Regions from separate parts of the Homo sapiens genome. Here region 2 is linked to region 1. Evidence: read pairs that join two places in POLR2A ChIA-PET (ENCODE). Cell type or tissue: OCI-LY7. All regions are shown on one strand. Region 1 overlaps LOC107985995 (a long non-coding RNA gene). Region 2 overlaps SP110 (SP110 nuclear body protein).

Region 1 (2,500 bases):
GCATGTGAATTAGTTTACATTCTTAAGATGTAAGGTTGTTAGCTAATGCAATTCAATTAAAGGTAAGATTGCTATTGAGAGAAAATATATAATTTGCCTAAAAATCAAGGGAGAATGTCAGGTTTCTCTACTTCAGATACATGAAAAGAGTTTAGCGCTTATATTTTACATTCTAATTGAAGATGGATTTTTTTTTTTTTTGAGACAGAGTGTCGCTGTGTCACCCAGGCTGGAGTGCAATGGCGCTATCTTGTCTCACTTCAACCTCCGTCTCCTGGGTTCAAGCAATTCTCCTGCCTCAACCTCCTGAGTAGCTGGGATTACAGGCACCCACCACTACGCCCTGCTAATTTTTGTATTTTTAGTAGAAATGGGTTTTCACCGTGTTGGCCAGGCTGGTCTCAAGCTCCCGACCTCAGGCGATCCGCCCACCTCGGACTCCCAAAGTGCTGGGATTACAGGCATGAGCCACTGCGCCTGGCCTGATAGTGGATTTCTATTTATTTAACCCAGACATACCAACTTATGGGTCACAGTCCTCTTTGCTTTGGGCCTGTCCTCAATCCACCTGTGTCACTGAGAGACCAACAGACAGGTAAGAGCAGTGAAACTTATGAAGACAAAATAATTGATCAGAAAAGCCTTCATGGTCCAGAGTAGAAGCTTCTCAGAGAGCCAATTAAAGACTGCCTGGGTGTGTGGAGGTGGGACAAGGATTACAAAGCAGCACAAGGAAAATTTTGGAGTCATTTGATTGAGGTGGTAGTTCCATAGACGTGCTGTAACTCATCGAATTGTACACTAAATATGCATAGTTCATACGAGATCCATCCTACCTCCATATGCTGAAACTCATCAAATTGGACACTAAATATGCACAGTTCATATGAGATCCATCATACCTCCATAAGTGGGCAAGTTTTCAGAGAAAAAAAAAACAGACTTAAAAATCTTACAGACTTCTTTTCCAACAAAATGGATCATCGGCAATTGAAGTGCTTGTCAGGAACCCTAATCTTGCTGTCAAAAGCCTGCTTGAAATGAGTGGATATGAGAGGCACCGCCCAAGGGAACACTAACCATCCAGTTGCCCGTGTTCTTATCAGCAAAAGTAAGATATGTAAACCACTGAAGCCTAGCACCTCATCAAAATGCCCTCACTTGGCCACAATTTCTCACAATTTTCTCAAAATTTTTTTTTCTTTTTTTTTTTTGAGACAGAGTCTCACTCTGTTGCCTAGGCTGGAATGCAGAGGCACGATCTCAGCTCAAGGTTCAAGCGATTCTCGCCTCCCAGATTCAAGCAATATCGTGCCTCAGCCTCCCAAGCAGCTGGAATTACAGGCAGGCGCCACCACACCCAGCTAATTTTTGTGTTTTTAGTAGAGACGGGGTTTCACCATGTTGGCCAAGCTGGTCTTGAACTCCTAGCCTCAAGTGATCCACCCGCCTTGGCCTTCCAAAGTGCTGGGATTACAGGCGTGAGCCACTGTGCCCAGCCTCAATAATTTTTAAATCAAGAGTTGATATAAGATTAGCTGGGCATGGTGGCACGCTCCTATAACCCCAGCTACTTGGGATGCTGAGGCAGGAGAATTGCTTGAACCTGGGAAGCAGATGTTGTAGTGAGCCAAGATTGCCACTGCACTCTAGCCTGGGTGACAGAGTGAGATTCCATCTCAAAAAAAAAAAAAAAAAAAAAGAGAGACAGAATTGATATAAGAAATAGCAATATAGGCCGGGTGCAGCGGCTCATGCCTGTAATCCCAGCACTTTGGGAGGGTGAGGCAGCCAGATCACTTGAGTCCAAAAGGTCAAGACCAGTCTGGGCAATATAATGAGACTCCGTCTCTATAAAAAGTCAAAAAAATTAGCCAGGCATGGTGGCGTGTGCCTGTAGTCCCAGCTACTCAGGAGGCTGAGGTGGGAGGATCACCTGAGCCCAGGAGGTTGAGGCTGCAATGAGCTGTGATCATGCTACTGCACTCCAGCTTGGGTGACCGAGGAAGGCAATGTGAAATACATGTGAATTTTTTTTCAAAGAAACGAAAAAGAAGGAAGAAAAGAAAAAGGAAAAGAAGAAAGAAGGAAATCTGTGGTAGGCAGAATAATGGTCTCCCAAAGATGTCCACATCCTAATCCCTGGAACATGTGAATTTGTTACCTTACATGGCAAGAGGGGAATTAAGGTTGCAGATGGAATTAAGGTTGCTAATCAGCTGACCTTAAAATAGAGAGATTATCTGGATTATCTCATTGGACTCAATGTAATCCCCAGGGTCCTTAAAAGTGGACAGGGGTGGGGGCAGAAAAGGGGAGACAAGGCAATGTGAGTATGGAAAGAAGACAAAATGACGCAGCAGTGCTGGCTTTGAAGATGGAGGAAGAGCCACCAGCCAAGGAATGTGGGCGGCCTGCAGAAGCTGGTGGCTCTCCCCTACAGCCACGAGAAGGAACACAGCCTTCAAGGTGGCCAACACCATGATCTCAGCCTAGTATG
Region 2 (2,500 bases), 140 kb before region 1:
AATCGCAAACATAGCCACAGAAAGAGAGGGTCTGAGAAAGAATGGATCATGAAGTACGTAGAGAAAGAAAAGAGACTGGATAAATAAAGGAGTAGGAAAAAGAACAGTGGCAGAGTTGGGAAGAAATCAGCCAGGGAAAGAGAGAGGCAGTAAAGTCATTTTAGGTTGGAAGTAAAACACTGTGGCCAAATCACATGTTCACTTACCTCAGAACAACAAGCAAAGGACCACCAGCTCACATTGGATATTTTCATTAGTGGAATCACCATTGTTGACAGTTCCTCCTTTGCTCTCTGACACTTCACCATCAAAAGGCTTCCCCCTGAAGGGAGAGATGATTTCTTGAGCTACATGGACAGTGAAAGGGGCAAGTCCACCTCCAGGTAGGGGCAGCTACAGAGGGCCCACTGTCCTGGCAGCATCTGGGCAATACTAGGAGAGGCATGGCCTTAAAGGCTATGGTAAGAACATCTGAGAACCATGGGGACCCACACACTGATGTGCCCCTGACCTGGCTGAGCTTCAGTCATCTTCCGGGATCTTCAACCTGATGATTTTGTTCTGAATCCCTTTCCAAAATTTGAAGTTACTTTCCTTTTTCCATTCACTGGTTGAGACCATTTACTTCTGAAATAAATGATGGAGAAGAATCTTAAGAGAAACCCAGCACTAGCCATGCAAGGGAATAGCATGCAGAAAGCCAAGGGTCTGGGGTATTGTGGATGGGAGAGAAAGCTGGGTGTGACCAGATCACAGGGTACAATAGAAGGCACAGAAGCTGACTCTGCAGAAATGAGCAGAAACCAGAATATAAATGTCCTAATACACCCTGCTAAGGAATTTTTATTTTCTCTTATTTGCTTCGGGGAAGTATGATCTGTTTATTTATTAAAACAGAGACCTCTTTTAAAACTATAGCATGTTCATTATTGACTAAATTATATGACACCAAGATTAAAGAAAAGTTAAACCCCTGGGTACAAACCCAAACTCAACTTTTATGTGTGAAACCATTTTGGTATTAGATCAGGGCTTAGATGCACTTATTGTAGCACTCAATGCCCAAACCAGATAAATAAAATATTAAGGGGCCACAAATGGATAATGATGACAATGAATCAGTTCTCTGCACCTGGGGGACAATGAATAGCTCCATGCCCCCATCCTATTGGAAGGCATGTATTAAGAAATCCCCTTCCCCAAGTAATTCTGAGTCTCCAGGGTACTGATGTGTGTCCCTTCACCAATCCCAGTTGGTGCTTCCTATGAATGGCAGAGCAGAGACACACCAATCCTACTTGAAGCCCCAACTGGCCTAGCAGAAGGAAGCTCCCTCCATACCCCACTGGCGCTGCCCCCACCACAACCCCCTCAACCAAGCTGTTCACCCTGTGCGCCAAGAGTCAGTGAGCCTGGAACATCCTCCCAGCAAAGCGATGAGATCCTGAGTGAGTCGCCCAGCCCATCTGACCCTGTCCTGCCTCTCCCTGCACTCATCCAGGAAGGAAGAAGCACTTCAGGTGAGAAACAGATCCCATCCAACACCTGTATATCCTCAGCCTAAGGTGCCTGTGCCATGTTGCCGCCAATCCCAGCATCTTGACTTTTATTGTCCTAGTTCTTCTCTTGCACCCATCTACCCAAACACAACCCTTTTCAAGAGGGATTATGAGCACTGCCGGGGGGTGGGTAAGACCTAGAGTCCAGAACACCTGCTTCCCACTCCCGGGACATTCCAACCCTCTGCCCTTGTGCCTTGATGCTCTATCTGCCCCAGGCACTTTTAACATTCACTCTTCTCCCTGACATCCAGTCCCTGCAATCTGTAATAATTTCCTTTCCTCCTTCAGTGACCAATGACAAGTTAACATCCAAAATGAATGCGGAAGAAGACTCAGAAGAGATGCCCAGCCTCCTCACTAGCACTGTGCAAGGTAACACTGACTGGGGCTGATACCGCTTAGCTCAAGGTGACTGTGAAGGGAGAACATGCGTCTGCCAACCAAGAGGCTATGGTGGGAACCCTGGGAAAAAGAACTGAGCAATACAAAGGAAAAGAAACAGAAGGGGCCAATTCACCAACGCAGCAATGCAAAACAAACCAACAACCAAAACACCATTCTGAATTGACAAGTAACCTGCGTAACACTCACACTAGTGACCCTTAGCTGATTCCTCACCCCCACCTGATTATGGGGGCCTTAGAGTTTCAACATTCTTCATTTTTATATGGTTTGGATTCTAAGAACAATGTTATCAAAATTACTAGAAAAGATGATAAAATGTTTAAAGGTCTGCTAGACCTAATATTTAGCTTCTCAAATTGTATCACTTGTCCTCCCCAAACCATCATCATAATGGAGTTTGATTACATTAAACGTAAGAATGGTATGATATTGGGCATTGTCAAAAATGATACCATGGATTCTGAGCTCTCCAGTACTGAGAAGAGGGGTCCTCTTCGATCCAAATAATATTGCATCCACTCCTCTAATACCTA

Evidence for each region. Peaks named below come from ENCODE experiments on the same cell type or tissue, not always from the same donor. Only the 100,000 strongest peaks of a DNase experiment are listed, where the experiment ranks them.
Region 2: POLR2A ChIA-PET joins it to region 1 with 12 read pairs; 5 of 35 experiments call an interaction of 5 or more read pairs at or near these places.

What each region holds. Positions count from the first base shown.
Region 1 is chr2:230,069,631-230,072,130 of GRCh38, reverse strand. All of the region lies in intron 1 of LOC107985995 (a long non-coding RNA gene), which reads right to left. Among named protein-coding and RNA genes, the nearest start is that of SLC16A14, 2.0 kb to the right of the region's middle. In OCI-LY7, no CTCF peak of the experiment used is centred here; no DNase peak of the experiment used is centred here.
Region 2 is chr2:230,211,781-230,214,280 of GRCh38, reverse strand. SP110 (SP110 nuclear body protein) reads left to right here. Exons shown (of 19, transcript NM_080424.4): 4 at 1,254-1,520; 5 at 1,851-1,934. It also overlaps a transcript of SP140 not described here. Among named protein-coding and RNA genes, the nearest start is that of SP110, 7.0 kb to the left of the region's middle. In OCI-LY7, no CTCF peak of the experiment used is centred here; no DNase peak of the experiment used is centred here.